Regions from separate parts of the Homo sapiens genome. Here regions 1, 3 and 4 are each linked to region 2. The links are chromatin contacts, found by Hi-C or POLR2A ChIA-PET in ENCODE. All regions are on one chromosome and are shown on one strand. The core of a region is the stretch at or near the end of the contact, and the rest is flanking DNA. Distances in the headings are between cores, read along the strand shown.

What was found. A loop is a pair of places that touch in the nucleus more often than their neighbours do. ChIA-PET counts read pairs that join two places held with the same protein, here RNA polymerase II (POLR2A). Pooled maps may share reads with other maps.
Region 1: a loop to region 2 is called in a pooled map, with 3 times the contacts of the local background. The contact joins the enhancer-like site here to the promoter of ZNF101 in region 2. A Hi-C loop is called at or near these places in 2 of 168 maps with a recorded cell type or tissue (CD8-positive, alpha-beta T cell and naive thymus-derived CD4-positive, alpha-beta T cell), 23 of 37 single-sample maps with no recorded cell type and 16 of 50 pooled maps. POLR2A ChIA-PET finds 5 or more read pairs at or near these places in 3 of 52 experiments (CD4-positive, alpha-beta T cell, GM12878 and naive thymus-derived CD8-positive, alpha-beta T cell).
Region 3: a loop to region 2 is called in a map of B cell, with 11 times the contacts of the local background. The contact joins the promoter of ZNF486 here to the promoter of ZNF101 in region 2. A Hi-C loop is called at or near these places in 3 of 168 maps with a recorded cell type or tissue (B cell, chondrocyte and naive thymus-derived CD4-positive, alpha-beta T cell), 4 of 37 single-sample maps with no recorded cell type and 17 of 50 pooled maps. POLR2A ChIA-PET finds 5 or more read pairs at or near these places in 7 of 52 experiments (WTC11, activated CD4-positive, alpha-beta T cell, activated CD4-positive, alpha-beta memory T cell and 4 more).
Region 4: a map with no recorded cell type shows a loop between it and region 2 (13-fold over the local background). The contact joins the promoter of ZNF90 here to the promoter of ZNF101 in region 2. A Hi-C loop is called at or near these places in 3 of 37 single-sample maps with no recorded cell type and 10 of 50 pooled maps. POLR2A ChIA-PET finds 5 or more read pairs at or near these places in 7 of 52 experiments (CD4-positive, alpha-beta T cell, GM10248, OCI-LY7 and 3 more).

What each region holds. Positions count from the first base shown.
Region 1 is chr19:19,371,836-19,374,535 of GRCh38, forward strand. The region is part of intron 1 of LOC124904656 (a long non-coding RNA gene); the gene reads right to left. Among named protein-coding and RNA genes, the nearest start is that of GATAD2A, 32 kb to the right of the region's middle. RefSeq lists an enhancer at 1-228. Within about 2 kb of position 1,341, at least 29 of the 41 ENCODE cell types and tissues checked have a DNase peak (open chromatin) inside an H3K27ac peak, as active enhancers do; they include CD4-positive, alpha-beta T cell, CD8-positive, alpha-beta T cell and GM12878, where a contact is called at or near this core.
Region 2 is chr19:19,667,389-19,670,101 of GRCh38, forward strand. It overlaps ZNF101 (zinc finger protein 101), which reads left to right and starts at 1,451. Exons shown (of 4, transcript NM_033204.4): 1 at 1,451-1,578. The coding sequence starts at 1,576. RefSeq lists enhancers at 1,140-1,706, 1,707-2,272 and a silencer at 1,661-1,860.
Region 3 is chr19:20,165,788-20,168,526 of GRCh38, forward strand. It overlaps ZNF486 (zinc finger protein 486), which reads left to right and starts at 1,427. Exons shown (of 4, transcript NM_052852.4): 1 at 1,427-1,573. The coding sequence starts at 1,544. All of the region lies in intron 5 of LOC105372310 (a long non-coding RNA gene), which reads right to left. RefSeq lists an enhancer at 2,009-2,739.
Region 4 is chr19:20,076,613-20,079,312 of GRCh38, forward strand. It overlaps ZNF90 (zinc finger protein 90), which reads left to right and starts at 1,388. Exons shown (of 4, transcript NM_007138.2): 1 at 1,388-1,523. The coding sequence starts at 1,521. RefSeq lists an enhancer at 1,331-1,810.

The DNA of each region.
Region 1 (2,700 bases), core at 91-2,590, 300 kb before region 2:
GTAGAGACAGGGTTTCACCATGTTGGCCAGGCTGGACTCAAACTCCTGACTTCAAGTGATCCTCCTGCCCTGGCCTCCCAAAACGCTGGGATTATAGGCGTGAGCCACTATGCCTGTCCGGCAATGGCATTTTGACCAATACAACATGGGCATCTAACTAGAATTGGGGACACCCACACGGGTCATAATTTGGGGCCAAAGTAGAGTTTTTTTTGTTTTTGTTTTTTTTTTGGTAGCGATGAGGTCTCACTATGTTGCCCAGGCAGTTCTCAAACTCCTGGGCTCAAGCGATCCTCCCACCTCAGCCTCTCAAAAGGCTGGGATTACAGGCATAAGCCACCGTGCCCAGCAACATTTTTAACTCTTTTTTTTTAGAGAAAGGGTTTTGCTCTGTCACCCAGGCTGGAGTGCAGTGGCACAATTGTAGCCTACTGCAGCCTCGGCTTCCTGGGCTCAAGGGATCCTCCAGTCTCAGCCTCCAGAGTAGTTAGGACTGCAAATGCACACCACCACACTTAGACAGTTTTTAATTAATTAATTAATTAATTTTGAGACAGAGTCTCACTCTGTCACCCAGGCTGGAGTGTAGTGGTGTGATCTCTGCTCATTGCAACTCCCCATCCCAGATTCAAGTGATTCTCCTGCCTCAGCCTCCAGAGTATCTGGGATTGCAGACACATGCCACCACGCCTGGCTAATTTTTGTATTAATATTTTTAGTAGAAATGGAGTTTTGCCATGTTGGTCAGGTTGGTCTTAAACTCCTGTCCTCAAATGATCCATCTACCTTAGCCTCCCAAAGTGCTGGGATTACAGGGGTAAGCCACCATGTCCAGCCAATTTTTAAATTATTTTTTGTACAGATGGAGTCTTGCTTTGTTGCCCAGGCTGGTCTCAAACTCCTGGCCTCAAGCGATCCTCCTGCCTCAGCCTCCCAAATTGTTGGGGGGTTACAGGCATGAGCTACTGTGCCTGACCTGGAAGTGGATTTTGAAGTGGATTTTGCAGCCTGTTTGTGTCTCCCAAGCCACAAAAGACTCTGACCTTCGTGTTTGACCAGTTCCTTGGAAGGCACCAGTCTGTGTATTAAGTGGATTATCCAAACCCAGACTGACTCCTGGCACATGGAAGATGCTTTGGGATACACTTATACTAAAAGGGTATTCATTCGTGACTGATCTGAAATCCAAATCTAATGGGGCATCCTATATTTTCACTTGCTAAATGTGGCCACCCTAGATGCTCAATGACATCCTTGAATAAAGGAAGCTGATGAAGTTCAAACAAATAATTTTACCAGCGGGGTAAAAAAAGCTCAAAGCTCAGTGCACTTTGCGAAACAGTCATTTCCTCTTCCGGTCAGAATAAACTCCTGACTCCTCCCAGGCCCAAGTGATCAGCCACTCCCTCCTACCAGCTGGCTGGGCTGCTGTGCTCAGTCCCAACTCAGGAAGGACAAGAGTAGCTCCTGTGACCATAATGCCTGTCCACAAGCTGAGGCCCCACCCCACTCCGCCTCCTTTTCTTTTTCTTTGAAATGGAGTCTTGGTCTTTTTGCCCAGGCTAGAGTGCAGTGGCGTGATCTCGGCTCACTGCAACCTCCACCTCCCAGGCTCAAGCGATTCTCCTGCCTCAGCCTCCCAAACAGCTGGGATTACAGGCATGCACCACCACCCCCAGCTAATTTTTGTATTTTTAGTAGAGACAGGGTTTTCACCATGTTGGTGAGGCTGGTCTCAAACTCCTGACCTCATGATCCACCTGCCTCGGCCTCCCAAAGTGCTGGGATTACAGGCGTGAGCCACCGTGCCTGGCCACCCCCTTGCTTTTTAGACACAAGGTCTTGCTCTGTCACCCAGGCTGGAGTGCAGTGGCATAATCTTGGCTCACTGCAGCCTTAAAACTCCTCAAGTGATCTTCTGTCTCAGCCTCCCAAGTAGTTAGGACTATGGGTGCGTGCCACCAACGCGCCTGGCACTGAGACCTGGATTTTTTTTTTTTTTTTTTTGGTGAGATAGAGTCTTGCTCCGTCGCCCAGGCTGGAGTGCAGTGGGGTGATCTTGGCTCACTGCAACCTCCGCCTTCCAGGTTCAAGCGATTCTCCTGCTTCAGCCTCCCAAGTAGCTGGGACTACAGGCGCCCGCCACCATGCCCAGCTAATTTGTGTATTTTTAGTAGAGACAGGGTTTCGCTATGTTGGCCAGGCCGGTCTTGAACTCCTGACCTCGTAATCTGCCTGCCTCGGCCTCCCAAAGTGCTGGGATTACAGGCGTGAGCCACCACTCCCGGCCTGAGACCTGGATCTTAAAAAGGGCTCAGCTGGGTGTAGTCACACACCTGTAGTTCCAGTGACTTGGGAGGCTGATATAGGAGGCTAGCTTGAAGCCCAGGAGTTCAAAGTGAGACTAGCAACATAATGAGACCTCATCTCTTTTTTTTTTTTTTTTTTTTTTTTTTGAGACGGAGTCTTACTCTGTCGCCCAGGCTGGAGTGCAGTAGTGCCATCTTGGCTCACTGCAAGCTCCGCCTCCTGGGTTCATGCCTTTCTCCTGCCTCAGCCTCCCAAGTAGCTGGGACTACAGGCGCCCTCCACCACGCCCGGCTAATTTTTTGTATTTTTAGTAGAGACAGGGTTTCACCATGTTAGCCAGGATGGTCTCAATCTCCTGATCTCGTGATCTGCCCACCTCGACCTCCCAAA
Region 2 (2,713 bases), core at 201-2,700:
TGAGGCAAGAGAATCTCTTGAACCTGGGAGGCAGAGGTTGCAATGAGCTGAGATCGTGCCACTGCACTCCAGCCTGGGCGACAGAGCCAGACTCCGTCTCAAAAAAAAAGAAAAAAAAAGTGGTTTACTCCAGTTTTTCCCTGCATTTAATAATTTTGTTCCCTTTAAGGCATGTTTTTATTTTCTTGGCTGAAAAGGAGTAGCCTGAGAAGAAGTAACGTGTAGGAAGCCTTGGCCATGGGACCAATAGCCTCATAAATTCCTGATCTCTGGAGGACATCAGGGCCTCCTACCTGTTCCATTGTGACCTGGGAGTCTCTCCAGCTCCAAGGTGGAGGGATGGCTTCACTGAACACGGAGTCTGGAATTCCGTGCACACTCATGTGACCGGTGTTCCGGAAAAAGAAGCAGGAGGCGGCTGGGCGCGGTGGCTCACGCCTGTAATCCCAGCACTTTGAGAGGCCGAGGCCGGCGGATCACGAGATCAGGAGTTCGAGACCAGCCTGGCCAACATGGTGAAACCCCATTTCTACTAAAAATACAAAAATTAGCCGGGAGTGGTGGTGGGCGCCTGTAATCGCAGCTACCCGGGAGGCTGAGGCAGGAGAATCGCTTGAAACCGGAAAGCGGAGGTTGCAGTTAGCTGAGATCGTGCCATTGCATTCCAGCCTGGGCAACAAGAGCGAAACTCCGTCTCAAAAAAAAAAAAAAAAAGCAGCAGGAAGGACCCACTGAGTACAGGAAGCCGACAGGGCCTGCTCCGGAAAACCAGGAGCTGTAAGGTCAGCCGAAAGGACGAAGAGACCTGAAGTCAGTCAAGTAAGTTTTATTAACCTGCTGGGCTGCTCCCCCACAGTTAGAGGAGGCAGCCCCGCTTACAGACTACAGCAGGGCTTTATAGGGCGAGGAACTGGGCTGGGGTGTGAGAACTGAGTCGGGGGTGCAGGTGTCCTGACCGCATCCTGGAGATGTTTTTGCCAGCTTTGTTATGCAAGGTGGGCAGGTGTTGTGACCGCATCCTGGAACTGTCTGCCGGTTCAGCTGAAGTCTTTTGAACAAACAGTTACTGGAAGGGTCAGTGGGGAGGAGGTCTACTTCTAGCCCGGGGGGAGTTGTGTGGCGGTCACAAAGGACTGTATTGTAAGACTGATGGGGGAAGGAGGGGAACAGTCTGGTTGGGTTGACCCTAACGGGAGCAAGTTCTGCTTCCATGCAAGTCCAGGTCCAAGGTCCCAGCGAGGGGCTGTGGGTAGCACCTGTCAGTCACACCCCACACAGCGAGCGGATTATTTGAGGATTCCGATCACCTCTCCTGTCGCTCAAGCCCCAGGGGCGGGACCTGGGGCACCAGCCAGTCAGAGGCGCTGTGCGGCAAACTGTCCAATCAGGTGCGCCGGGAGGAGGGGCAACTTCCAAAGCCCGAAGCGGTCTCATTTCCCGCCGGCCCCCCATTCGGGTCCGGGTTTTAGTTCCTCGGGGAGCCCCTGGTGCCCCGGATACGGCTGATTTTGTCGTGTGGGACCTGTTCTGGCTGCTCCAGCCCCAGGAAGGACCCAGGACACCCGGAAGCCGGAAATGGTGAGCGTGCGGAGCCGGGCGTCCGGAGACCTGAGGAGGAGCTGGTCGGAACCGGCAGTGGCTGGACCTGGGCCTCCCCGCGGCGACTGTGGGGGTCTGGGACCCGAGTCCCCCAGGCGCAGCTCGACCCTTGGTCCCCTCGGTCGCCGGGTGGAGCTGGACCAGCCGCCGGGACCCCGGGTGTCCTGTCCCGGCCCCGGAGCCCTCTCAGGGCAGCTCCGCGCCCGCAGCCCCGCGTCTCCCCAGATCGTGCGGGGGCCTCAGGAGGGTCTTAGGGGGAATCCCGCCTCGGGTGTGGGGTTCGTGCGGGAGGAGCCGTGGCCTGTGGGGTCCCCAGTTCCTCCTCCCTTAGGCGGTCCCCGTTTCCTTCGGAGTCTTCCAAAGGTGTGGGAAGCTGGGTTTCAAACCCACGACCCCGTCCCCCAGCTTCGCTCCTCCCAGGGCTGCAGTAAATCCCTAAATTTCCCCGCATTCCCCAACCCTAAGTTCTCCCTCCAGTACATCCACTTCACATTATTATTATTATCATTATTTCTATTATTTTTGAGACGGAGTCTCACTCTGTCGCCCAGGCTGGAGTGCAGTGGCACTGTCTGGGCTCACTGCAGCCTCCGTCTTCCGGGTTCAAGTGATTCTCCTGCCTCAGCCTCCTGAGTAGCTGGAATTACAGGTGCCCGCCACCACGTCCGGCTAACTTGTATTTTCAGTAGAGACAGGTTCACCATGTTGGCCGTGCTGAAGTCCTGATCTCAGGTATCTGCCTGCCTCGGTCTCCCAAAGTGCTGGGATTACAGGCTTGAGCCACTGCGCCTGGCAAGACCCAGTGTTTTAACTGTCATCTTTTCCAAGGAGCCCTAGATGGCACTTCTTAAAAAGTTCATTTTCCGTTTGTGAACATTTCACATGCGAGCAAAGCAGAAAATAACCCCCTGACACTCCGATGTTAAAAAAAAAAAATCACTGTGCCTGCCCTCTTTTTACCTTCCCTAGGCGCGGCCACCTTATCAGACAGTCTTTGGGTGGAGGCTTCTCTTGGGAACTTCACAGGGTATTGGGTCCTCAGCCCACCCTCCTATCTTTCTGGTCCTGGGTTTCAGGACCGTCCAGGGACTTCTTCCAGCTGCCCTCGGAAGAA
Region 3 (2,739 bases), core at 177-2,676, 500 kb after region 2:
AAAGAAACATGTTTGAACCCAATTTGAAGAAGCTAAGAACCTTGATAAAAGGTTAGAGGAACTGCTAACTAGAATAACCAGTTTGGAGAGGAACATAAGAGGATGAGATGCATGAATTCACAGAAGTAGGCCTCAGAAGATGGTTAATAACAAACTCTGCTGAGCTAAAGAAACATGTTCGAACCCAATTTGAAGAAGCTAAGAACCTTGATAAAAGGTTAGAGGAACTGCTAACTAGAATAAACAGTTTGGAGAGGAACATAAATGACCTGATGGAGCTGAAATGTTTGGCATGAGGCCCAGTCACTAGGGCCCTTTGCGACTGGGCTCAAGGAACACAAAAACGTTATCTTGTTTTTCAATAACTAACATATAGGAATAGATTGAAACAGAGATTTCTCTGAAATGACACTACATGAATGCCTCAATGAATGCCTCAAGGGGGTCACACAACCGGTTCTGAGACTTGGTGACCATTGTTTGTGTCTGTGTTCAATTTATTTCAAAATTAATATTTAACTTTTCCTCCACAAATTCCCCTGTCTTGATGAATGGGCTCTGTCTAGGCAAAAGGCCTGTCTTTATGAATCAGCTCTGTCTAGACAAAAGGCAAGGTAAAACCCTTGGGCTGTTACACAACCTCCGCCTCCTGGGTTCAAGCGATTCTCTTGCCTCAGCCTCCGGAGTAGCTGGGACTACAAGTGCACACCAGCACACCCAGATAATTTTTTGTATTTTTAGTAGAAATGGGGTTTCACCATGTTGGCCAGGCTGGTCTTGAACTCCTGACTCAAGTTATCCGCCCACCTTGGCCTCCCAAAGTGCTGGAATTAGAGGCGTGAGCCACTGCGCCTGGTTCTAAATGATTTCTATTTCCTGTAACAATTTGAAATTACTTAAAGGTTGTTTCAAATTGAAAAAAAGAATGTAGATAAAATATAAAAAGTTAAAAAAATTACAAGTGATTATGAAATATATGTGTAAATCTCGAGAGGTCAAAAGTGACAAATCTGATTTATATATAAGGTTTTATTAAAATTAGCTTTAGTATTGATAATACACTATTACCAAAGTAAAAGTTGATTTTCTAACAAAAATTTTATGTATTATTAATATGACAGCAAAATACTTCTGTTCACCTTTTGAATACATGCAAAAAGAGAGAGAGTAAAAAAGAGATAGAATTTTCCCTTGCTCTAGGGTGGGCCTGGCTCAGCTCAGGGAGGAAGCCCTGCCTGAAAAGGCTGCAGCTTAGGCTGTTACTCTTTCATCACTCAGCCCAGCATCTGATCACATCCTCTGTCACTCAGGGACTGAGTGGGCGGGGCCTTAAGCATTATCCAATCAGAGACGCTGGGCTGGAAACCGTCCAATCAGGCAGGCAGCTGGAGCAAAGAGGACGGCTTCCGGGTTTGGCGCGGCCTTTGTCTCTCGCTGCATCTGGAGCTCTAGGTCGCCTCTTCGCTACTCTGTGTCCTCTGCTCCTAGAGGCCCACCCTCTGTGGCCCTGTGTCCTGTAGGTATTGGGAGATCCACAGCCAAGATGCCGGGACCCCTTAGAAGCCTAGAAATGGTGAGAGTGCCCATTGGACATCCTGAGAGAGGGGAGGGACTGGTTGATGGGAAGTGGCTGTGGAGGGACTCAGGCCTCCCCGTAGTCAGCTCCACAATCTGCGTCCGGACTTCTCCTTACCCAGCTCGGCCTCAGTCCCCTTCAGCCATAAGATGGTGGCTGCGCTGACAGCCGGTCCCGGGGCGTCCTGTCTCTTCCCTGCGCAGTGACCGTGCCCTGGCCTGGCGCCCTCTCTGTGCAGCAGCTCTCCACCCGCAGCTTCGGGTCTCTCCCAGATGGTGCGGGAACCACGAGAAGGTCATCAGGGGAGAATCTTGACTCGGGGTGCGGGTTCACGATTCGGAAGAGCTTTGGTCCGTGGGGTTCACAGTTTCTCTTTTCTTTTGTTAAAAATTTATGGGGCCGGGCGCGGTGGTTGACGTCTGTAATCCCAGCATTTTGGGAGGCGAAGGCTGGCGGATCACTTGAGGTAAAGGGTTGCTAGGACAACTAAATTCCTCTTCAAAGACTCAACTTCCTGATCAGAAGTTGTAAAAGTTGTAAAACAACCCTACCCCTTTTTCTCCCTTTTCCTTTTCTCGCAAATCGCTCGTTTATCCTATTTGGAAAAAGTTTGGGTCTAAGCCAACCGGGATCAGCTTAGATTGTGCGGTCTGACCCCAGCCAATAGGGGAAGGACACAAAAACAAAAACTACGTTGGGGTTAAAAACCCATTCCTGGTCGGGCGCGGTGGCTCACGCCTGTAATCCCAGCATTTTGAGAGACCTAGGCGGGAGGATCTTGTGGTCAGGAGTTCTAGACCATCCTGGCCAACACCGTGAACCCCGTCTCTACTAAAAATACAAAAATTAGCCAGGTGTGGTGGCAGGCACCTGTAATCCCAGCTACTTGGGAGGCTGAGGCACGAGAATTGGTTGAACCCAGGAGGCGGAGGTTGCAGTGAGCTGAGACCGCGCCATCGTACTTAAGTGTGCGTGACAGAGCAAGACTCCTTCACACACACAAAAGAAGGGCCAGGCGCAGTGGCTCACGCCTGTAATCCCAGCACTTTGGGAGGCCAAGGCAGGCGGATCACCTGAGTTCGGGAGTTCGAGACCGGCCTGACTAACATGGAGAAACCCTGTCTCTATTAAAAATACAAAATTAGCTGGGCTTGGTGGCGCAT
Region 4 (2,700 bases), core at 138-2,637, 410 kb after region 2:
TGTCTATTGTTTTTCTTTTTCTTTCTTTCTTTTTTTTTTTTTTTTTTGAGACGGAGTCTCGCTCTGTCGCCCAGGCTGGAGTGCAGTGGCGCGATCTCGGCTCACTCCAAGTTCCGCCTCCCAGGTTCACACCATTCTCCTGCCTCAGCTTCCCGACTAGCTGGGACTACAGGCGCCTGCCACCAGGCCTGGCTAATTTTTTGTATTTCTAGTAGAGACGGGGTTTCAGCGTGTTAGCCAGCATGGTCTTGATCTCCTGACCTCGTGACCCGCCCGCCTCAGCCTCCCAAAGTGCTGAGATTACAGGCGTGAGCCACCGCGCCCGGCCTTGTCTATTGTTTTTCAATAACGAATGTATAGGAATAGATTGAATAGATTGACATAGAGATTTCTCTAAAATAGCACTGGATGAACGCCTCAAGGGGCTCACACAACCTCTTCCAGGACTTGGTGACCATTGTTTGTGTCCACGTTCAATTGAGTTCAAATTAAATATTTAACTTTTCCTCCACAAATTCCCCTGTCTTGATGAATTGGTTTTGTCTGGGCAAAGGGCAAGGTAAACTCCTTGGGCGGTTACACAACCTCCACCTCCTAGGTTCAAGAGATTCTCCTGCCTCAGCCTTCGGTGTAGCTGGGACTACAGGTGTGCACCAGCACGCCCAGGTAAGGTTTTGTATTTTTAGTAGAAATGGGGTTTCACCGTGTTGGCCAGGGTGGTCTTGAACTCCTGACCTCAAGTGATTCGCCCTCTTTGGCTTCCCAAAGTGCTGGAATTACAGGCGTGAGCCACCGCGCCTGGCCCTAAATGATTTCCTTTCTGTCTCCTATAACAGTTTGAAATTACTTAAAAGTTGTTTCAAATTGAAAAAATAAAAAGAATGTAGATAAAAATAAAATATAAAAAGTTAAAAAAATTACATTAGATTACAAAATATATATGATGTATATGTAAGTCTCGAGAGGTCAAAAATGACAAATTTGATTTACTTACAAGGTTTTATTAAAATTAGCTTTCGTATTGATAATACACTATTACCAAAGTAAAAGTTTTCTCTTGAACAAAAATTTTTTGTATTATTAATATGACAGCCAAATACTTCTGTTCACCTTTTGAATACATTCAAAAAGAGAAAGAGTAAAAAAGAATTTTCCCATGCTCTCCGGTGGGCCTGGCTCAGCTCAAGGAGGAAGCCCGGCCTGAAAAGGCTGCAGCTGAGGCTGTGACTCTTTCTTCACTCAGCCCAGCATGTGATCACATCTTCTGTCACTCAGGGACTGAGGAGGCGGGGCCTTAAGCATTATCCAATCAGGGACGCTGGGTTGGAAACCGTCCAATCATGCAGGCAGCTGGAGCGAAGAGGAAGGCTTTCGGGTTTGGCGCGGCCATTTGTCTCTTGCTGCAGCTGGTGCTCCAAATCTGGTCTTAGCTGCTTCGTGTCTTCTTCTCCAGCCTCTGTGGCCCTGTGACCTGCAGGTATTGGGAGATCCACAGCTGAGGGACCCCCGGAAGCCTAGAAATGGTGAGAGTGCCTTTCCAGCATTCCGAGAGAGGGGAGGGACTGGTTGGAACCGATGGGAAGTGGCTGTGGCGGGACTTAGGCCTCCCCGCAGTCAGCTCCACAATCTGCGACCGACTTCTCCTTGCCCAGTTCGGCCTCAGTCCCCTTCAGCCATAAGATGGCAACAGCGCCGACAGCCGGGCCCCGCGGCGTCCTGTCTCTTCCCTGCCCTGGCCTGGAGCCCTCTCTGGGCAGCTCTGCACCCACAGCGCTGCGTCTCTCCCAGATTGTGCAGGGAGCACGGGAGGGTTCTCGGGGGAGAATCCTGACTCGGGGTGCAGGTTCATGAATGGGAAGAGCTTTGGTCCATGGGGTTGACAGTTTCTCTTTTCTCCTATTAAAAACTTATGGGGCCGGTCGCTGTGGTTCATGCCTGTAATCCCAGCATTTTGGGAGGTCGAGGCGAGCGGATCACTTGAGGTAAAGGGTTGTTAGTACAACGTAGTTCTTCTTCAAAGACGCAACTTCCTGGTCATAAGTTGGAAAAGTTGTAAATCACCCCTACCCCTTCTTCTCCCTTCTCCTTTTCTCACAAATCGCGCATTACCCGATTTGGAAAAAGCTTGAGTGTAAGCCAACCGGGATCAGCTTAGATTGTGCGGTCTGACCCCAGCCAATGGAGGGAAAACAAAAACAGAACTGCATTAGGGCTAATAACCCCTTCCCGGCCAGGCGCGGTGGCTCCTGCCTGTAATTTCAGCACTTTGGGGCGCCGAGGCGGGCGGATCACGTGGTCAAATTTCTAGACCAGCCTATCCAACGTGGTGAAACCTCTCTCTACTAAAAATACAAAAATTAGCCTGGAGTGGTGCCAAGCGCCTGTAATCCCAGCAACTTGGGAGGCTGAGGCCCGAGAATTGCTTGAACTCGGGAGGCAGAGGTTGCAGTGAGCTGAGATCCCTCCATCGCGCTCCAGCATGCGCGACAGAGGGAGAGTCCTCAAAAAAAAAAAAAAAAAAAAAAGTAAGCATCTTAAAATTTCCATCCTTTATGTAAACACTGTGTTTTAGTAACTTCACTGTATTTTCCAACACTTAGTTTCAAAAACCCAGTGAATAACTCTGGCATGGAAATTAAAGCTTGAACCTAGTGATTCCGAGCTAAGGCTAATATTAAGCCTGCAAAAGGAGGGTTTTTT